Linked DNA regions of Homo sapiens: all the other regions are linked to region 2. Evidence: chromatin loops called from intact Hi-C (ENCODE). Cell type or tissue: PC-3. All regions are shown on one strand. Each heading gives the region's core, and the rest is flanking DNA. Links, peaks and the distances in the headings are about the cores only.

Region 1 (5,720 bases), core at 990-4,989, 71 kb before region 2:
AATTTCACTAAACCTATATTTACACATTGCAAATGTTTTCCTTTTGTCTTCTTTGAATTTATTAAAGAAGACATCATATAATGCCAGTAGACCATTGTTAGCTAGTGGTATTGAAAACCAGAATTTCAAAAGTATTCTTCTAGAGACATTTATAATGAAGAGTGGTCAGGTTTAGTAATCCACAGTAAGATTAAGCTAGTGCCCCTTAAAGGACATGTTTTATTCTAGTAAAATCATAATTTCTAGCAATATAGAATACAACTTCCATGTTCTAATCTAAAAATGAAGGCATATGGTAGAGCAGAAAGAGAGTATGATAAGGAGTTAGGAGTCATGAACTGTGGCCCTGGGAGAGTTAGTAAATCACTTAACTATGACATTAACCCAGACACTTAATATCTCCTGTTTGGTAGGACCACCTCACAAATGCATCTATTGTTGCATTGAATTTTGATAGCGTATACTCAATATTTGTTGAAAAAAAGAATGATCAAATTAGTCTATTTGGATCTCTGCTTCCAGAAATATAGAAGATACTACTACTACTGAACGCTCTGTTGTGTTTGTGTACGTTTGATTCTGGATTGAAAATGATTCAGTAAAGATAGAACCTCATTATATTGTTCCCTCTAACATTTTGAGATGGTTTATACCTCTTTCAGTTTTCTAAACCAGCAGGTATCTAGACCCTAAAAAACTACCTGCAGTGTAATGGTTAATGGTAACTTGAGTGGGATGTGATAATAGAATCCTAGGTAATTAATCTGTACTTCCTTTACTATTTCTCAAATTTTTGTTACACTGCAATGCATTTACACTCCTGATTCAGAACTTCAAGTTCTACTCCTACTGTGAAGAAAAAAAAAAAGTGCATAAGCTATCTTGGGATTTTCAAAATGCTGTGCATCTTGTGCCTGTACAAATCATAAGACTCTTTGTCTGCACCTCATGTAACTTGCATCAAAAAGTAGAAGTTCTTCTCTGAAGTTTTAAAGACACGTTAACATGCATATGCTTAAAAGAAAACGATCCATGAATTACTGAATTTTCCAACATGCAATCTTGCCCAGCCTTGGCTCTCAATTCTTTCAAAACTCTTTGCTTTCCTGATATAAACGCCATGTGCTGGTTTCATTCATGGCCGAGCAAAGGTTTCGCCCAACTTTATAATGGTTTGCATTGACTTCAGATGAGATTGCCTCTGCCAGAGTAGCTTAAAAAATGTTTATGTTGATATAACTCAAGCCCAGGCACCATTTCTCCTCATTTTCCTTTCAATGTGCTTTTCAAAAATTATGGCATATGTCTGCCTGAAAGTCGGAAACATTTTTGACAATAACTTGGAACTTTCTCTAACCTAATACACTAGATTTAAAGTGAATTATACCGCCATAGGTTGACATGGAGCCATTTTAATAGCAGGTAGTTGACCTGAGAACTCCAAAGCAATTGCTTACATATTGAATTATCTTATAGCACAAGACAGCAAAAGCTATGGTTGGCAGAGTAATTGGTAATTATGTTTTTAAAGGAAGTACACCCATGTTGTCCAGTTAAAAGATGGAAATATAGAATAGTAAGGTTTAAAATCTTAGACAATTATTTAAAAAGAAAAAATAGAATAATAAAACGCAATACAGGACTAATGAATGTAGACCAATGTGAAATGTTTTTAAAGCCCTCACTTTTTCACATGGGGAAAAAAATGTTTCCTTTTGTTTGCAAATTTTTTAAGTTTAAATAGGTAATCTCAAATATTTCAATAAATCTGCAACTTTAGATTCAAACTTAACACATGTCTACTAAATGAAATATACCGGAGAAAGTAAAGATTTTTCTTGACAATAAAACAAATTGGTTTATCATAAAGTGGTAAGCAAAATGATATAGACCTTGTAAAAGTGCTGCAGGAATTCCAAATGTAAAGTGTTATGTCTCTGATTTTTATCTTTTTTCCTATGATGGAATTTTATATGACATAAAATTTTATATGTTAATTTTAATTAACATCTTGTTCCAAGAGACCAACAATGGATAGGTTGGCCCTGCTTTCTTACTCCTGGAAATAACAAACAAGTGGAAGAAAAAGATCCTGGTCAGAATTTGTTCCTTTGGTTGTAATTTCTGGGAGACATCTAGAACATCACAGACAGGTGTGATTTTGAAACACAATTTTCTAGTAAATTGGTTGGCTCAAGATGTTAGTAAAAATATACACATAAGGGAAAAATGCTGGAATTTGGAATTCCATATTTTTCTATATAACATAATTTGGATCAGCTACTTGAGGCCTTCCCCCAATGCTAACCAGAAGTTTCTAAATTTGTACTGTACCACAGATTTGAGGATTCCAGGCTATCTATGAGATTTGGGACAACACAAGCAAAGGTATTTTGTTTTATTTTAATATCTCAAAATGGAATTGGAGAGATAAACCATACAAAAAAAAAAAAGCATTAAGGGACAAGGCAGAGGCAATACATAACTGTTTTTGGTGCCAGAATTCCAGTTTAGTAGTTATAGTTCCCTTTGATCCTGTGATAACTTCTAAAAAGGTAAAGATCTTTCTCAAAGTTGACTGCTGGGAGTCAAAATGGTACAACCACTGATTGGTGATGCTTCCCAAAAATGCACATATTTATACCTAAGGTCCAGTGATTATTCTTCTCAATGACCCAGCAATTCTATCTCCTAGTTGTATACTCAGAAAATGTATACATATCTGCACCAAAGACATGTACAAAAGCCTTCACAGCAGGTCTATTCATTACAGCCTCCAAACAAGGTGAAATAATACAAACATATGATCAATTGTGGTGTATTTCTGCAATGGAACACTATAGGACAATGAGAATGAATTATCATTTTTAGCTAAAAAGATCCATTCTAATATTATTTCATCAGTTATGATGTTTGACAAAACTTACTTGATATAAAAAGTAAGTTTTGTTTTATTTAAATTCTTATCAAAATGTGTAGTAAAAGTCATTGTTCACTATTCCTCTATGCTTACTTTGGTAAATTATTCATATAGTGACAAAAAATAAAAAGGATCAGTTGGACACAGACGGTAAATTACAAACTCTTTATCCTGATGTATTGTGGCTTAAAAACATTCGTATTAAAAATATACATGCATAGCTCCGAGATATTGTGGGTTTAATTTCAGACCACTGCAGTAAAGCAAATATTGCAGTAAAGTGAGTCACATTTTTCTTTTTAGCTTTCCAGTGCATATGAAAGTTGTGTTTACAGTATGTAGTATACTATTAAGTATGCTATAGTGTTACGTCTAAACAAACAATGTACACACCTTTATTTAAAAATACTTTATTGCTAAAAAATACTAACAATCATCTGAGCCTTCAGTGAGTCACAGTCGTTTTGGTTGTGGAGGGGTCTTTCCTCCAAGTTGATGGTACTGACTGATTAGGGTGGTGGTAGCCGAAGGTTGGGATGGCTGTGGTGATTTTTTAAAATAAGACAACAAGGAAGTCTGCTGCATTCATTGACTCTTTCATGAAATATTTTTCTGTGGCATGTGATGCTGTTTGATAGTAGTTTACTCCCAGTAGATCTTCTTTCAAAATTGGAATCAGTCCTCTCAAAGCCTGCCGCTGCTTTTTTTTTTTTTTTTTTTAGACGGAGTCTTGCTCTGTCGCCCATGCTGGAGTGCAGTGGCGCAGTCTCGGCTCACTGCAAGCTCCGCCTCCCGGGTTCATGCCATTCTCCTGCCTCAGCCTCCCGAGTAGCTGGGACTACAGGCACCCACCACCACACCTGGCTAATTTTTTGTATTTTTAGTAGAGATGGGGTTTCACCATGTTAGCCAGGATGGTCTCAATCTCCTGACCTTGTGATCCGCCCCCCTAGGCCTCCCAAAGTGCTGGGATTACAGGCTTGAGCCCCTGTGCCGGGCCTGCCACTGCTTTATCAACTAAGTTTATGTAATGTTCTCAATCCTTTGTTGTCATTTCAGCAATGTTCATAGCATCTTCACATGGAGTAGGCGTCATCTCATCCGTAAAAAGCTACTTCTTTAAGTTTTATCACACAATTGCAGCAATTTGGTCACATCTTCAGATTCCACTTCCAGTTCTATTTCTCTTTCTACTTCGACCACATCTGCAGTTACTTCCTCCTCTGAAGTCATAAACTCCTCCAGGTCATCCACGAAGGTTGGAGTCAACTTCCCCCAAACTCCTGTTCATGTTGATAATTTGACCTCCTCTCATGAATCCCAAATGTTCTTAATGGCATCTAGAATCATGAATTCTTTCCAGAATGTTTTCGATTCACTTTACCCAGATCCATCATAGGAATCAGTGTCTCTGGCAGTTAGAACCTTACAAAATGTATGTCTTAAATAATAAGATTTGAAAGTCAAAATTACTCCTTGATCAATGAGCTACAGAATGGGTGGAATAGGTGTTGTGTTAGCAGGCTTAAAAACAGCATTCATCTTCTTGGATATCTCCATCAGACCTTTAGGGTAAACAGGTATATTGTCAAGAAATCTTATTTTCTGAGCTGTAGGTCTCAATAGTGGGCTTAAAATATTCAGTAAACAATGCTGTAAACAGATGTACTGTCATCCAGGCTTTGTTATTCCATTTACAGAGCATGAGTAGAGTAGATTCATCAAAATTCTTAAGGGCCTTAGAATTTTCAGAATGGTAAATGGGCATTGGCTTCAATTTAAATTCACCAGCTTCATTAGCTCTCCACAAGAAAGGCACCCTATTTTTTGAAGCTCTGAAGCCAGGCATTGACTTCTCTCATGCTATAAAAGTTCTAGATGACATCTTCTGCCAATAGCAGGATGTTTTGTCTACATTGAGAATCTGTTGTTTAGTGTAGCCATCTTTATCAATGATCTTAGCTATATCTTCTGGGTAACTTCCTGCAACCTCTACATCAGTGCTTGTTGCTTCACATTACACTTTTATGTTTAAGATGGCTTCTTTCATTAAACCTCATGAACCAGCATCTGGTAGCTTTAAACTTTTCTTCTGCAACTTCCTCACTTCTCTCAGCCTTCAGATAACTGAAGAGAGGTAATGCCTGTGGATTAAGCTTTGACTTAAAGGAATGTCATGGCTGGCTTGATCTATCCAGACCATTCAAACTTCCTCCATATCAGCAGTAAGTCTCTGTCCCTTTCTTATTATTCATGTGTTCACTAAAGTAGCATTTTCAATGTCCTTTAAGAATTCTTCCTTTGTATTCATAACTTGGCTAACTCTTAGGCACAAGAAGCCTAGCTTTCAGTCTATCTCAGCTTTTGACATTATTTCTTCACTAAGCTTAATCATTTCTAGCTTATTTAAAGTGAGAGATGTGTGACTCTTCCTTTCACTTGAACACTTAGAGGCCATTATTATTGGCCTAATTTTAATATTTTTATGTCTTGGGGAATAGTGAGGCCCTAGGAGAGGAAGAGAGATGGGAGAATGGCCAGATGGTGGAGTAGTCAGAAGACACATATTTATTGATTACATACACTATCTTATATGGATGCAGTTGATGGTGCCCTAAAACAATTATAATAGTAACATAAAAGATCACCATGGAAGATAAAATAGTAATAATAAAAATGTTTGAAATACTGCAAGAATTACTAAAATGTGACAAGAGACACAAAGTGAGCATATGCTATTGTAAAAATGGCACCAATAGACTTGCTGTACAACAGGGTTGCTGGAAACCTTCAATTTGTA
Region 2 (5,720 bases), core at 560-4,559:
GGTATAAAAATAGGCACATGGACCAATGGAACAGAATAGAGAACACAGAAAGAAAGCCAAATACTTACAGCCAACTGATTTTTGACAAAGAAAACAAAAACAAAGTGCAGAAAGAACACCTTATTCAACAAATGGTGCCAGAATAATTGGCAAGCCACACATAGGAGAATGAAACTGGATCCTCATCTCTCACCTTATACAAAAATCAACCCAAGATGATCAAAGAGTTAAATCTAAGAGTTGAAACCATAAAGATTATAGAAGATAACATTGGAAAAACCCCTCTACATATAGGCTTGGGCAAAAAGTTCGTGACAAAGAATCCAAAAGCAAATGTAACAAAAACAAAGGTAAACAGATGGGACTTAATTAAACTAAAAAGTATCTGCACAGCAAAAGAAATAGTCAGCAGAGTAAACAGACTACCCACAGAGTGGGAGAAAATCTTCACAATCTATACATCTGACAAAGGACTAATATCCAGAATCTACAAATAACTCAAACAATCAGCAAGAAATAAAATTTAAAAAAAATCTTATCAAAAAGTAGGCAAGGACTTGAATAGACAATTCTCAAAAGAAGATACACAAATGGCCAACAAGCATATGGAAAAATGTTCAACATCACTAATTATCAGGGAAATGCAAATCACAACCACAATATGATACCATCTCACTCCTATAAGAATGGCCATAATAAAAAAATTAAAAAATAATAGATGTTGGTGGGGATGCAGTAACAAGGGAACACTTTTACACTGTTGGTGGGAATGTAAACTAGTACAACCACTATAGAAAACACTGTGAAGATTCCCTAAAGAACTAAAAATAGATCTACCATTTAATCCAGCAATCCCACTAGTAGTTATCTACCCAGAGGAAAAGAAGCCATTATACAAAAAAGATATCTGCCCACGCATGTTTATAGCTGCACAATTTGCAACTGCAAAAATATGGAACCAGCCCAAATACCCATCAATCAATGAGTGGATAAAGAAAATGTGATATATATATATAGATATAGATATATAGATAGATAGATGCATAGATAGATAGATAGATAGATAGATAGATAGATAGATAGATATATGTATATATAATGGAATACTACTCAGCCATAAAGGGGAATGAAATAATGGCATTCACAGCAACCTGGATGGAACTGGAGACTATTATTATAAGTGAAGTAACTCAGGAATGGAAAACCAAACATTGTACGTTCTCACTCACATGTGGGAGTTAAGCTATGAGGGTGCAAAGGCATAAGAATGATACAATGGACTTTGGAGACTCGAAGGGAAAGGTGGGGGTGGCAAGGGATAAAAGACTACACATTGGGTACAGTGGACACTGCTGGCGTGATGGGTTCATCAAAATCTCAGGAATCGCCATTAAAGAAATTATTCATGAAACCAAACACCATCTGTTCCCCAAAAAGCTATTGAATTTAGAGAAAAAAATAAAGATTTTCATAGGTTAATATTCCTGAGTCTCTGACCTCTTCCATGTAAACACAACCATACAAAAATTGGGGTTTCTTGTAATCTTATGTGCCCCAAACTTTTCTAAACCACTTAATTATATTGCTACCCAAGAAATATTATGGTACATTGTAACATTAATTTTAACCATTAAAGTTACCTACAATTTTTAATTATATATCTACTTCCATCTCCTCAATTGGATTAGAGACTCCTAGAAGAGCCACATTGATATCCCCTTTAAATCCTAGTGTTATTTGCCACGGTAGGTTTTCATAAATTTTTAGAATGAATCAATAGCATGTGTTTATTTAGCAAGGAATTACTGTGTACCTACTATGCCCTGGGACTTTTCCACCCCTACCCGCTGATATAGGTATATTACTTTGAATAATATAAACAAAATATCTCCTCATGGAATTTTACATCCTATTGAGCAAAATTGGTAGATTAAAAATAAGCACATAGTAGTTAAGTTATATAAGGAAAATAAAAGAGAGAGGTGTGATAGCAATAACTTCTGTGCGAGAAGAGCTCCTCCAGTTAGCATGGTTAAAGAAGGTTTTCTTAAGAAGTGATGCTTATACTTAGAAATCAAGAACAAGGAGGAAGGGTATAGTGGAAGGAAGAAATAGCAAGTATAGAGTTCCTGAGGTAGGAAACAGAAAGAAATTTGTTAAAGAAAGAGGCAGAGGGGACTGGCAAGTTGGGTTCTATAAGATGCAACCTCAGAGGAAGGCATAGGAGATCAGGCTGAAGTGTCTGACCATTCTGCCACATGTTTGGGAACCAGCTGCCTAATTTGCAAACCTCAGTATAAAAACAAAATGTGGTGCCCCTTTGTTCAAAAATAACTGGGGGAAAATGAAGTTAAAAGTACTAAAATGTAACCCATTTTGCTTTACTTCTCAATCTCATTTTTAACCCTATACTTCAAATTGCTTTCAACTCAGTATTGTCTCACTATAAAGATGGAGTTTTTCCAATAATGCAATCCTCTCCTGCTTCTTCTTCTCCTCCTTCAGTGAATTACCATGTCTCTTATATTCTGTCATTCACAAGTATAGGAGTGATCAACAATTCTGAAATACCAATCTCCTTTAAAAAAAGTGCCCATCTTGTTTATATTTAGTTACTTCTAGAAGAACTATACTTCAAATTGCTTGAAATGTCTTTTTTAATTTGCTATTTAATATCTCACTCCTTCAGGCACAAGGATACTTGCTAGGCAAGCTGCACATAGGGACAGCGAGTTGCCATGACCTCTCCCAAAACACAAGGGGGTGTAAGTGTCCAAACCCTGATCTTTCCATGCCCCTGGTCCTCTCGGGGACTGATATAATGTAAATTCTGTTATTCAGAAAGACTGCAATATTCCATTGCAATATTATCACTTGCAATGGAAATACTGGGTTGTAGTGAAGGTAAGATCTTGAAGAGTCAAACACAAATGAAAGTACTTGAAACATACTTAAGAAGATACAATAAAACTAAAATAATTATGTAGCTTTTTTTTTTTTTACTTAAAGGTAATATTGCATCAATCATAGATCTAGAGATAGTCAAGACAGAGCTGATGAACCTCTTCCTATTCTTTCATTTTTTAAAAAAATAAATTTCTAGTTAAATTCCAAGATTTCTGTCTAAGCCACAATGTTTTCACTCAACATTTAATGCACGACCCTTTTGTGACAGGCACATACCTGAATACATTAACTCCAAAACTGAAATGTGGACCACAATATAACTAAAATTTATCTTTCATACAGTACAGTCTTTTTAGAATGAAAGTTTCATATTCCCCATGAAACAGGACTTTTAAATTCAGCATTTTTCAATGTCCCAAGTACTGCTTTATTTTAACACTCTAAACCTTAAGACAGAAGTGTTATTATTCTGCATTAGTAGATGAGGTAACCAAAGACCAGAGCTCTTAAGCAATTCCTAGAGTTGCACAGTGGGAGACTGAGCTTTCAACTCAGTATTGTCTCGCTATAAAGATGGAGTTTTTCCAATAATGCAATGCTCTCCTTCTTCTTCTTCTCCTTCAGTGAATTACCATGTCTCTTATATTCTCTCATTCACAAGTATAGGAGTGATCAACAATTCTGAAATATCAATCTCCTTAAAAAAAGTGCCCATCTTGTTTATATTTAGTTACTTCTAGAAGAACTATACTTCAAATTGCTTGAAATGTCTACAAGAAATTTTGAGTGTGATGTTAGTAAACAGCAATCCTTGCACATATCACTGGCTGTAAATATGAACCATAAATTCCTCACTTAAACATATAAAATCAAGCATGGAATTAGGTTATTCAAAGAGGCAAGTCTGTGACAATATTATTTACTATCTTATTTGCAAGGATCACATCTTCTAAAAACTAACTGTTGTATGTTTGTCTTTAAAGAGGTCTATAGATAAAGGCAGTGATTTTCTGAATACATCAAAACCCTCATAGCATTCCTGAGGATCTACTGATTAACCCAGTAGGATATTAATTATGAACACATCTGCCATTCTTACTTTTTGTTCTTTTCCTTTAAATAGGAGTGGAGTAATTCAGACATGTGTGTATGATTAGGTGTAGCTAGCAGTGCATGATGAGCTAGATTTAGATACATTTATGAAGCATCAAATACAATGAAACAGTTTACTGGAAAACAAAACTTGTACTGGAGATTGGAACTCTTAAAGCAGGAGAAAGTTGTTTTTAAAAAAGCTTAACCTTAAATAAAACACATATGTGGTGGGTGAATGTGAAAGAATATACAGCTTCATTGTTTCTCGAGAACAAAAGTATTTATAGTTCTTCCGCTTTGTGACTCATCTCTCTGCTGTAAAATATTTGGGCTATTACTCATAATTACAAAAAAGGCATCGAAGAGAATGGCTTGACGTTAGTGCAAAGGACAAGGTGAACAAACTGGCATTTTATTTGTGACATTCTCATTTATAAGAAGTTGGACAATCTGTTTTTTGACTGCTTTCTTTCTCTGCAAAAATGACTATAATATAGCACTTAAAATAAATGATAATTCATGTGCCTCTAATCTAAAACGATCAAAACAGGCAAGATGCAAACAAGACACAGAGAGTGCAAAGAATGCAGCATACTGCAATAAATTCCCCTTATATTTATTTAACAATAAATATGCAAATTTGAGATAATTATGAAGACATGTGCTTTGAGGAGCAGAGAGACTACTCAAAAGGTATTTTGTTCAATCATCCTTTTTCTTTTGAGCTAAGATGAGAACCAGAAGGAAACAGATATAATAACAAAAATGGAGTAAGTATTGATCATGGATGAGAAGACTGAGATAATATAAAACCTCTAACTCAAAAAGCATTTTTTTCTGGTAGATGAAACTAAGTGATTCTAAATAATAACTTATTAGTAGAAAACAATTAATTTTATAGCCTTTTAATGGTCCTTTTAAGGGAGTAGTACACTCCAAAGTGAAGTTAATCCTCCACAACGATATTAGTTTTTCTTAAAGAAAATGCTAATTAATAAATAGTTGCTCTGAACCATTTAAAGAATAGAGAAAAAATGTCAAAATGTTACTAACTTCCCGGGAACACAATTTTAATATTGTTTTTCATGAGAATTACAGATTTTTGCATTACTTACTCTTGACTACAATGAGTATTGCATTTGATCAATTATATTTCTAATATTTTGCCATTAATTTTTTCCTCTTCCAGAAAGATGGTATTTAGCCAAATTCTTAGACTTCCTATTCATTCTAAAGGACAAGCTTTCATTAATGTACAAAGGGGCCACTCTTTAATGGCACAGAATACTAGAAAAAGCTCATTCTGAAATATTGTTAGGTAGCTGTTATAGACTAGAATTGTATTAAGGGTGCATATCACATATCCATATCAAAATATATAAAATACATACAGCAGGATTCCTTCAACATGATGAACTATCACTGGATAATGGCTTTATCTCCAACCATCTCAATCGTGGGTATTACAATGAAATCTGAAAAAGGTGAAAAGCACTGTCAACCTTTCTTAATATTGTTGGAAAATGCTGGCGTATTAGAGCTTAAGTGGTTCTTGAAGAAGTCTGTGTGTGTTATCTGGAACAGCCAGATGATTCTTTGCTGTGTGGGGCTGCCCTGTTCATTGTAGAATGTTTATCAATATCCCTGGCGTTCGTACACTAAATGCCAGTAGCACTAGCACCACCCATCCCCCACTCCACCCCATTTTTGAAAATAAA
Region 3 (5,720 bases), core at 1,107-5,106, 460 kb after region 2:
TTTGCCTAGACTTATTGTGGACACTCTGAGAGCTAAGTGGAGAAAGAAAGATTAGAGAGAGGAGTCTGAATATTCAATATGCAAATGTTCAATTAATCCCTTTTTTCAGCAAGTATTGCTCCTCCCGACCTCCGCAATACCCCACCCTACCACCACTACTCTTCTTGATGCATGTCAATCCAGAGAGGTTTTGTTCTATCTGCTTTGGAGACTAACCCCATCAAGTTGGGTAAAGGCAGTTGCCCACCTGTACAATTGGGGATTTATTTAATGGCCTCTTAAGGAAACTTTCAACCAATCTTCCTATTTTTAGCCCCATTTTCAATCTCATTTTCAGAGGTACCTGGAAATGCCAATTCCTGAACCTTCTGGATATTCTGCAGTGTAAAAGTTTCTCAGCTTTTCCCAAGTCAGCAACAAAGAATTTGGCTTTCTAAGTTTGCTGAGTCAATATTATTCATTCATCTGCCTTCTAGCTTCCAAAATTTTTGCTATTTCTTTCTCCTCCATTCTTTTTGTCCTTGTGGGTATGTACCTTTTTAAAAATATCCCTTTACTGTCATCTTAGGGAGTAAAAGTATACGTGTCTACTTAAACTCGACTTACACATTTTCTCTTTCCCTCTCTCTCATTCTCTCTCACACACACTTTTTAAAATATAGGTAGAATATTCTAGCAAAAGAAAATAAGTGTCTTTCCTACCCCTGTCTGTCACCAGTTGCCTCTTTGCCTCCAATCCCAAGCAGGTAATCACTTTTATTAGTTCTCTATGTGTTCTTCAAGAGTTTCTTTATGTATATAAAATGAAATATAAATATATATTCTTATTCCTCCTTTTTTACACAAATAGATTACTATAAGACTGTTCTGCATTTTGCCATTTTCATCTAATATTGCTTGAAGCTCTTTGCATATCAGTATAGACCTCTTGCTCATTCTTTTTAACAGCTGTATAGTATTCCAATTATTTAGCCTCCCAACAAGGGACATTTGATTTGTTTCCAATTTTCGCTATAAAAAACCTATAATGAATAGTCTTAAACATAAACAATTTTGCATGTGTACAAGTATATCCATAGGCTAAATTCCAAGAGATCTGTTAGATCATGTGGTGTAGTTATTTGTAATGTTACCAATTGCCCTCTGTGGGAGTTGTACCAATTTGTAATGCCAGCAGTGAAAGGATTCTGGTTTATTTCCCCTCCTCCTTGCATTTAACAGAGTATATTACAAAAATAATTGAATAAGTAAAAGTGGTACCTCGGTGTACTTTAATTTTGCATTTCATTAATATGAGTGATTTCATATGTCTAATGTAAATTTTTATTTCATTATTATTGAACTTTATTCAGTTCTTCATAAGGTAGAGTTAATAATTTTATTTGGAGAAAAAAGTAGTGTGTGTGTTTATGTTTGTATGTGTGTGTACATGTAACCAAAAGTTCAAAGGCATCATTACAACCTTGCTTGGCCAAATGTATAATTGCAGTATATATATTTAAAAATCTCTTGCTACATCTAAAGTATGGTATTATGTAGGTTGGTGTTTATTCAGGACAAGGAAAATTATCCAAATAAGTTATTTAGAACAAGGAATTTATCACGCAGAAGAATATGTCTGGGATAGAAGGCCCATTAACACTCAAATTATGAGTTCACTAATCTGGTCTAGGTTGAGGAAGTATGTCAAGAACAATAGCTTGCTCATATCTGAGATGTGTTAAAATTAACTGTGTGTTTAATAATATTGGGCTTAGAATCATATGGTAGAAAACATTACATTAACTGAGTAACGTAATCATTCTCAGCGTCAATTTCCTGATCTGAGAAATGGACATGGTAATATCTGTCCCACAGTGTTGGTAAACTTTCTTCACCACTGACACCCATTAATATAAATCACTTCTAATCAATGAACTCAGAAAGGAGGTAGTCATATAAGTCAGATAAAAACATCTAGAATTTAGAAAATTATACAGCTCTCAGAAAGAGAATATTTGAACCGTAAAAAATAAGGAATATTAAGATATATATGACTATAAATAAATAAAATAGCACTTGATGCTAAGAAAGCATGCATAATCTCAAAGCAGAAAATAGAATGTCTCACAACTAGAAGTGAGGCAAAAGGATAGATTTACTAACTTTGTGATTATAGAACTTACCTATTTTGTAATTATAAATAGTATAGTATGAAAATGTTTCATAAAAACTATAAGCCTTTAAATCCCAGACAAAAGCCAGTGGAGTAGGGGATAAGACATACTGAATTCGCAAAATTTAGGAAGATATGTTTTCATGAAAAAGAGTTTTCTCTGCTTTCTTTAGGTAATCTTGTAGATATATTAAACAGAAATTCTTCTCAAATAAAGACTGAATTTATATTTTCACTTAATAGTTTATTCTACTTTTAAAAAGCTTAACTAACAAATCAAGAAAACCTCATATTTTGTTTATTTTTCTATTTTAATTACTAGATATAATGTAAAAATAAAATTATACCACAAGAAATACCATTATGTGGAATATAAAAAGCACTTTTTTTCAAATAGGTGTATACACTTAAAAAATAAAACTATAATATCATGTAACTGTTGTGTAAAACAAATGTTCTTCCTCAGATTCATTTTTTTGTTGCAGCAATAGGTCCCCCTGGTGGAGATTGAAAATATATTTTGTTCTATTTTTCTCTTTCCAAGTCACTATCTTAATTTGAGTAATTAAGTGCCATTCTTCCTTGAATAAATGAATAAAGAAGGAGTTTAGAAGGCCTGTGAATTGACTGTCATCCCTTCTGCAGGTGAATTTGTACCTAGTAACATTCATAATTGCAGGAATCAAACCCTTCTGCCTAGAAAGAACATTCCCCAAAACATAAAGTCTTAGTTGATAGAGACTAACAAAATTAAATATGCAAAATAATGAAGCTTTTAAAAATCACATTCATAGATTATAAGAGTCTAGTTAATGATTCCTCTTATTGGTCTATATATATATTCCTGTATACAAGGCAAATGTCTCCTTAGCTGGGAAAGAACAATCGTTGTTCATTGAAGACTCACAAGACAATTACCATATGGAAATACCATGAGATACATACACCCTTCATTGTTGGGTTACATGAGGTGATACCTTAACAAGTGATATATAATGGAAGGAAAAAGTGTGTCAACTTCTATGCATGAATAAAACAGGAGTTCTTAAAGTGAGACCAGAACCATGTGTTCCCATTCAGTTCTACCAGTGGATGCCCACCCAGAAGCATAATCAACTTGGAACAATATGGAACCCAGATTTCATTCCATACTCTCTTGAAAATGAAAGTTCCAGCAGTGTCAGCCTGGGGCAAAAACTGAAATTTAGATGATACTATCTTTTTGTAACTGTTTCCCACACTGTAGAGGTCCCGGAGATCCCAGAACATCCAAGATCCGATTATAGAGCTGCAAATCTCTTGAACCTATAGGTCAATAACCACTCCATGAGTCCTTTCTCTGGCATCAGCGTCCCACTGCCGCTCACCATTTCCCTGTGACTCCTGTACATTTCCCCTACATAAGCCCTAAATCTCTGGTTTCCCTGAGGCTTAAGAACAACTAAGCAGCTATTGATATGGATGGTGTATTCCTCAACACTGAATTCATCAGAATCCTGAGCAATGTTTTTAGATGGTCAAACACTACAGCAATCTTAATCTCTTTAATTTCATGTTTCTTGATTTTTTTCAGTAAGTAAGTAGTATATGGAGTATGTCATTGAACCAATAAAGAGTATGTGAATTAATTTACACTTCAGAAAACCTCTACATCCATACTGTAAGCTGTATTCTAAATTAAGCTCTCCTTTACCTCTAGGCCCTCATGCACCTTTTATTTCATCCTGGGTTCCTAGAACAAATTTCTTGATTATATAGGAGCAATTTGACTGGTCTGTAGACTAACAATATTAAAGTACAGCAGATGTCTAGCGTTTTCCCTCCCCTGTAGTGCTGGGAAGGTCTCCTTTGGGTTCTCAACCCTACTTTAACCAGACATGCCTCTCGTTAACTCAGCACTTCTCTAATCTCGTGGGAGACAAGGGGGAGAAGGTGAGAGCAAAAGTGGTAAACAGCAGCAATTACTTGGTTGGGAGATGAGCCTTGTCCAGGTCTCTGCTATGTTTAATATGGTTGATCTGAACACTCCTCCATCTGACCCCAAATAACTGAAGTTGACTGCATTTGTCTCTTCTTATTTCTATATAGTTTGTGATCTGTTATTTCTAATTTAATAATCTTACTGAATTTGTGTTGGAGAAGTGTGCTACAATCCTTTTTTGGAAAAAAAAAAGATGTTACATAAAGTATAAATAAAATAGAAACTAAGAACTCTTTTAAAAAGATTTGCCTTTTCTATCTCTTTTTCACATGAATTAACTCTTTAGACCCTAATAGCTGCCAGCAATCAAGTTTAGCTTTTTGAAAATAATTTTTAAAAACCTTTGACTTTAATATAACTTAGGTAGAACTATAAACCATGATTTTTAAGCTGATTTCAACCAAATGTTAATAGCATATATTTTATCCATGCTCCCTAAGAATACATTTCCTCCAAATGGACTGAACACTGCCTTGCTCACCTGTTTATGAATACTCCAAAGAAACTAATCTGAGTTTAGAATTTACCCCCAAGCAGTATCCTAGCTAGCTAGGTTTGGGTACAACCAACAGCTCCTTAGAGGCCCTCAAGACCCCAGAACTTCCAGGATCAGATTGTAGAACTATAAGCACTTGGGCCCATAGGCCAATAATTCAAACTACAGAAGAAGCATAACTATAACAATTAATTTTAATATAACTTTGCAATTCACAAAACATTTTCACAAACATAATGTCATTTAATTTTTCCCCAAACGACATGAAATAGACTGTTAATTTTCTAGTTTTTAAAAATCTTTCCCAGTTTTTTTTCTTGTATCTTTGCTACAGTAGTGAAATCAACCAATTAGATATAAACAAAGTTTTCTTTCACAAGGAAAATTCTTAGAATCCAAATCTTGCTTCTCCCTCTTTGAAAGAGTTATTTTGTTTTTATTGCCAGTGTTGAAAAACATCCCACTATCCCTTGGACTTAGATTAGCAACAATTATCTCCCAGCAAGACTGGTATAGAAAGTCTCCTGGAAAGCTCAGTTTTGGCTAGCTACTCAGATTTAATGGAACATTTTAAATCTTAATAGAAAAAGGAAAATGTAATCTTGCTGAAAGTATGGTTATATCTACCTGTTTGGTAGAAACCTTAAATGTATAAACTTTCAAAACAATCAAAATGTATATTTTCTTAAAAAATAAGCCAACCCCAAACCTTTAACCTGCTGTTAAATTTAAGGAGGTCCTAAATGGTAGGAAATATAATTTGAAAATATTTTTGTCACTTAACATTTAGTTTATGTATATTGAGTGGTCTTTAAAAAGCTACGTATCAGAAATAGGCTTCCATCAATAAGTCTCTAGTATTTATGCTCTACAACAGTACACGTTTCCATGCTGTCAAACGTACATGGACTTTTGGAAGACCCTGGGGATAGGCAGTCTAGGTAACACCATACAGTGAAAATGATCGCCCTTTTCAGAGAGCACAGTGGTGTGTTAGGCAAATGTTACAAGCATATTAAATCAGAAATGTTGGACTCCGGGGATTCTATTATCTCTTATTTATTTTATTATAGAATAAAGAAAACCTA
Region 4 (5,720 bases), core at 766-4,765, 170 kb before region 2:
TTAATTGCACGTGAAATACCAAAAGTGGTCAGAATAATTGCAATTTAAGTGTTTTTCTTAAGGCACATTATTCGGTTTTGCTAGCTAGAATTAAGACACCTCCACTATTTTAGAGAATTCTTTTGATTGTGAGGAAAGGAAGCCTACTATTCAGACCACTTCAAGAAAAAGTAAGCAGAATCAGGAAGCCATTAAAGACCAAAATATCTCTAGAGCCTGGCTCGTGTTGGTTATCTCTTTCTCTTTCTCATTTCCACATATTCTTACTTTCATAGTTTCTTAGATTCTGTCTCTAGAAATTATCTAATGTCTTTCCTCCTCTGCTTACTTAGAGCCTCTGGTCCTTTACTATTTATTTTATTTGAGCATGTTCTCATGAATTTTACAAAGAACCAGCTCTTCTTTTACACCAGGAGTGACAGTTGAGGGAAAAAAATTATTAGAATATAGTATGCAAAAATAGGCAACAGTAACAGCTCATGTAAGTCTTCATTGCCCTCAAGGAGACTTTCTAGGTCATTTCTTGGGTATCTGACTTGTATATCGATTGTGTAAAAAATGTAAAATGTAAGATTTGGAATAATCATCATGGCACTCTTGCCAGAGAAGTGGTAGACCATAACTGAGACACCAAAATATGTAGGATGCAATAAGATTTACTTTAAGTATTTAATGAGATGTTTTAGTTGATTGAAATTGTATATTTATCTGTAAAATGTATTGATTCCTTTTGGTTAAATTATTGATAAGACTTAACAGTGTTTCCAGCATTATGCTTATAATTAAGGAGTCAAATTCTCCACAATGCTACATAAATCACATGAATGTACGTATTACCCATTTCAATGTGATCTCAAAACACTAAAATAATATGCTTTATACCAAGAGTTTGCTGCATATATTTGGATAATTTTATATGATATCATGTTATTATATGCTGAATCTTGTTTTATCCATTTCACTTGTGCTTGTATAGAGGACACAGTTTGTCTGTAGCCAGGTTTATTTTTATTCAGCTGCTGCTCATTCACTACTACAGTTCACAAATAGAAACAGATGCTTCCATGTGAACTTTCTGAGCAAAAGGGTGGAAACATTGAAATATCCCCAAAAGTAAGTGATTGTCATGGCATAATTATGACAGGCACAATAAAGTAAGACTTAGATAGAAGCAAAGCCTAATGCCACCCAAATGTCCTAATGGCACCCCAATGTATTATACTAATGCTACGAAGGAAAACAAGCTCTTTATGAAATGCCTTCTGCTTCTGGTGGCTTTAGGAAAAATGACTTCCTTTAATAGTTGTAAGCATTTTATCTTGTATTAGTCAAGTCATGAGGTCTGTTCAATAATTTTCCATTTCTCTTCTTTCAAGGCACAAGGTAAAAGTATTCATCTACCAAACTTTGGGTTAGACAATATCATGTGTAATGTGGGTTAGTTAATATCATGTGGCTTGCTTTAGGCTAAAGAAATGTGGGAAGTGATGAATTTTCCTCCAGATAAAAGCTTTAGAAGCCATAAAATAATTCACCTTGTATATTTTTTTCTGCATTCTTAGTTATCAACATGTGTATTGAGCTAAATACTCCGTTAGTCAGATCTTGGAGCAATTATGATTAACAGAGCCCCCAGTGAACCTGAAGACTCTTGGTTCACCTTGTTGAACATGTATAAATTAGAAATAAACTTTTATGTAATCCACTGAGATTTTAAGCTTTGGTTAGTGTTGTTATGACAGCATTATATGGACTACCTGAAACACACAGCATGACCTCATACATATCACCTCAAGGACACTCACCCAACAAAATGGAAAGAAATTGTCTTAAAAACAAAGAATCCTTAGAGTATTAAATTGAAAAGTTAAAGGAATATCCTGGGATGACAGGTATTGCAAAGGTATTTCAGAAATGGGAAAACTTTCTACTTTTGAAAATATTCTTAATCTTTCCAAATAAAAAGCATTAAAAAATTTGTTCATTATTTGAGAGTTCCTAGTACGTAAAATTCTAATTTCTTACTAGTGACCTTGAATGCTGAAACCCACCTACTTCATGACTCTGACTCTTGGGTGCACTTACATTTGGCTTGAACCAATAATCAGACTTAAATACAAATAAATAATTTATAAATGTGTACATAGCAAAAGATTATAAACTACTACTCAGATATTTCTTTTCAGTATGACTGCTAACATATTAGATATTTATCTAAGAACCTATCTTGTTCCTTTTACAATGCCAACATAACAATGCTCTGGTAGAGTCCCCTCCACCAGTTGTGGAAGGGTCATATTCATCAACTCAAAGAATACTGGATTCTAGCAATGCTAGGTACTAATGACCAATCAGTCCCTCACCCCCTCAAAATCTAGGCAATTTCTTAGACTTTCAAAGTAGAACTCATGCACGTTCTAACAATTAAATATGAGTTTCAAAGTATCATAGCATATTTTATAATCAAATTAGCTGTTCTGTGCTGGATAAGAACACTGTAAAACACTGTTTATTAGAGTAATAAACCAAGAGTAAGATATCTGTAAAGCAAAGACATCAAATGCCTCTGACCAGATAGTCTTTGGAATGTACATGAGTCTTGCCACCTACTTTGAGTCATATAGAGCAAAGGTAGTTACCATTTTTACATGCGCTGATGAGATTATTACTCATTTTTTCTGCTACAGGAATGTAATAAACCGAGTGTTTATGTCACCCAAATTTCATGTGTTGGAACCTAACTCCAAGATGATGGTAATAGAAAGTGGAGCCTTTGGGAGGTGATTAGGTCATGAAGACAGGGCCCTCATGATTGGAGTTATTGCCCTTATTAGAGAGCCCCCAGCATGCTATCTCATCCCTTCCACCATGTGAAGAGGCAGCAAGAAGGTAGGTTCTCACCAGACACCAAGTCTACTGGTGTCTTGATCTTGAACTTCCCAACCTCCAGGATTGTGAGAAGTAAATATTTGTTGCTAATAAGCCACCCAGTTTTTGTTGCTTTGTTATAGCAACCTAAATATTTCAAGATGTAGAGTGCTGCAGGTAAATTCTAAAACTAACATACAGATAATTTTCAAATAGAATATTCATCCATTTTCCTTCATTATTTGTACATCTTCAGAAGGCCATCAGGTGGTTATGCAGCCCATTTTAACTCTTAATTATGGCAATCTTTAAAGCTTTCTCTGCTCATTTTAACGTGGACATACTGATTTTGATTTTTTGAATGATCCTAAGTAATGCTTCAAATTAACAATACATTTTTATTGCAATCTCCCAGGGTAGATTGTTGCAAATCTTCCTTCCCTACCCTCAGACTTAAACTAGAACAAGTAAATTTTTATTACATTATTTTCACTGGTCATGTAGTCAGTGAATTTAATTTGTAGTGCATTAAATCATTGAATGAAAACGGATTAGTGAGAGTATGTTAAAAAAATTCCAGGTTGTGGATTACTATCTCCCATCTCCAAAAAACCAATTAAGCTCTTTTTCTATAGGTAAATTATCTATGTACTATGCTGAACTCTGAAGAAAATGATACTTTTAATGAAATGCAAAGAAATCACGGTATAAAATATAGTTCTAAAACTCTGAGAGCTCAAAGTCTTATTTGTAAATCAAGGATTGAACTTGATTATCATATCTTTGCCAAATATCCTAGATTTGGTAAAAAGCCCTATCTTATTATAATTTCTTTTAATGTGATTTCTAATAATTTAAACAGTGTAACATCATACATAATACATGTCAATATACTGTGCCAATATAGGATGTGATATAGCTATACTCCTCTTTTATATTTAAGATGTATGAACTCAATACATCCTGTTATCCAATGCAGCCAGGAAGACATTTGTGAGAAAAGTTAACTCAGTAACTCAGTACTCCTTCTTTCAAAAAAAAAAATGTTTTTTTGGGGTTTTGAGAATATTACCAAACTCTGATCACATTATTTTAAATATATCTACCTAGGCAGGAAAAAAAAATAGCAATTAAAAGCAAAAAGGGGTTTTATTATAATAAATGCGTTAAAGGTCAAAATAGTGAATAAAGAAAATAGTAAATGGCAACAATTGAGAAGACCTATATAGAAATAATTGGTACACATATTGTTGACTTTTAAATAAAATAATAATAAATATAGTAATACTGATAATAATGGAAAGAAGTGTCCAGTCTTACTAGGAACTTATTGTGCTTCTGTGGGAAAAACCTAAACACATCATAATCAAAATTTTAACAAGACTTCAAACCTTCAAAATGCTTTAAAGGAAGCTGCTCCATTTCCCCCTTTTAAAAAAGAAATTTAAAAATGTGAAAGCTTAGAAAAAAACAAAATATAGGCTGGCAGGAAGATATTCCATCTTGTTGGGTCTCTGAAACAGCGGAGGACTGAACACTTGTAAACACGGTACCTTGAGCAATAGTTGCCTTATGGCTTGTAGTTTGAGGCCAAGAATAGCACGATAAACTTAGAATGTGTTTATCTCTTGGCAGCTTCATTTTACTTGCAAGCTGGGAGGGACAAAGACCAACAATTTTCCACCTACAAAGTGCATCTAAACTGGCAGGCAGCTCAGTGAGTAAGTCAACTTGAGCCTCCGGATCACAGCCACTCTCAAAGACAGATGGACAGTTTTGGAAAGGGGGATGATTCAGCCAATATCTCAAGGCGTTTGTGGTTACAATGTTCTGGAGTTGGGGTGGTTGGGGGTAAGCTTTAATTTGGAGACTTCACATATGTTTAGTGCTATTTTAAGAGACAAGCGTTATGTGTGCAAATTTTTATAATTCCATGTTCATTGCTAGCTGAAAACAGGTAGGAAGGTGGCAGCATTTTGAGAACCTGTGTTTTATTTCCAAGATAGAGATAGCTAAACAATATTTCCAAATACTGTTTTATTCTGTTATTTTTGTTTTACTTCTGTCATAATAGTAAAGCATTGTATTTGCTTTATTTAATGGCTTAATGTCAATTGTTTAATGACTGATTATAAACCCAATAGACTTTTATGTTTTATTTTCAAATTGCTTAATTTAGGATTAGCATTAATTATATAAAGTGTGGTTAGTAAAAGACTAGCTCAGATGCTGCAATTTTGAAGACCCAGCAAGGGATCTTCTTGATAAAAGGTTCGAGATATCTGCTGAAGTTGTGTTATTTGTGTATTGGGGGTGTTATGTTTCAAATTATGGAGATATTTTGAGATCATAAAATAGAATTCTTATTTTAAACTACTAGATTCATTTTTTTTCGCTTTCAAGACATCCTCTTCTGCTTCAATACATAGATATTTGCCTAACATTATTCTGAAATAATAATGCTTAGAAAGTACACATAAAATCTTTCAGTATTGGGAGAGCTCATTTTATGAATAGAGTATGGTTCCGATTTAGTAATAAATTGGGAAGAAATTATTTATATTATCACCAAGAATAAAGAATGATCCTGCTCCTTTTCATAAAAACTGTGATCAAACAGAAAATACAAAATAATGTCAGAACAGAAATGAAATCTTACCAGCTGTTTGTTCAACTCAAGAATTTCTGCTTGAAATTTGTTTCATGTGGACTAAGATAAAATAATTTTTCCTGCTTTTTTTACATGTTATTAAAAAGTAGATTTGTGAAGAGAAAAGGCAATGGCCAAAGCAATAGATACTTAGACATGTCAGAAATAGATTCTAAGTAGTTCTGTGAATGACTCACCATGA

Evidence for each region. Hi-C counts contacts between places; a loop is a spot of excess contacts. Peaks named below come from ENCODE experiments on the same cell type or tissue, not always from the same donor. Only the 100,000 strongest peaks of a DNase experiment are listed, where the experiment ranks them.
Region 1: it touches region 2 in a loop (3-fold over the local background); 1 of 110 quality-filtered maps calls a loop at or near these places.
Region 3: it touches region 2 in a loop (5-fold over the local background); 1 of 110 quality-filtered maps calls a loop at or near these places.
Region 4: it touches region 2 in a loop (4-fold over the local background); 1 of 110 quality-filtered maps calls a loop at or near these places.

What each region holds. Positions count from the first base shown.
Region 1 is chr5:89,854,766-89,860,485 of GRCh38, forward strand. No RefSeq gene overlaps it. Among named protein-coding and RNA genes, the nearest start is that of MIR3660, 160 kb to the right of the region's middle. In PC-3, for the core only: no CTCF peak of the experiment used is centred there; a DNase peak (open chromatin) is centred at 3,256; H3K4me3 peaks cover 517 bases; H3K27ac peaks cover 1,584 bases.
Region 2 is chr5:89,926,613-89,932,332 of GRCh38, forward strand. The region is part of intron 2 of LOC102724637 (a long non-coding RNA gene); the gene reads left to right. Among named protein-coding and RNA genes, the nearest start is that of MIR3660, 87 kb to the right of the region's middle. In PC-3, for the core only: a CTCF peak has its summit at 2,762; a DNase peak (open chromatin) is centred at 4,319; H3K4me3 peaks cover 424 bases; H3K27ac peaks cover 795 bases.
Region 3 is chr5:90,383,656-90,389,375 of GRCh38, forward strand. No RefSeq gene overlaps it. Among named protein-coding and RNA genes, the nearest start is that of CETN3, 23 kb to the right of the region's middle. In PC-3, for the core only: a CTCF peak has its summit at 2,654 (motif pointing left); no DNase peak of the experiment used is centred there.
Region 4 is chr5:89,752,608-89,758,327 of GRCh38, forward strand. The region is part of intron 1 of LINC02161 (long intergenic non-protein coding RNA 2161); the gene reads left to right. Among named protein-coding and RNA genes, the nearest start is that of LINC02161, 170 kb to the left of the region's middle. RefSeq lists silencers at 4,462-4,662, 5,672-5,720. In PC-3, for the core only: no CTCF peak of the experiment used is centred there; a DNase peak (open chromatin) is centred at 2,654; H3K27ac peaks cover 720 bases.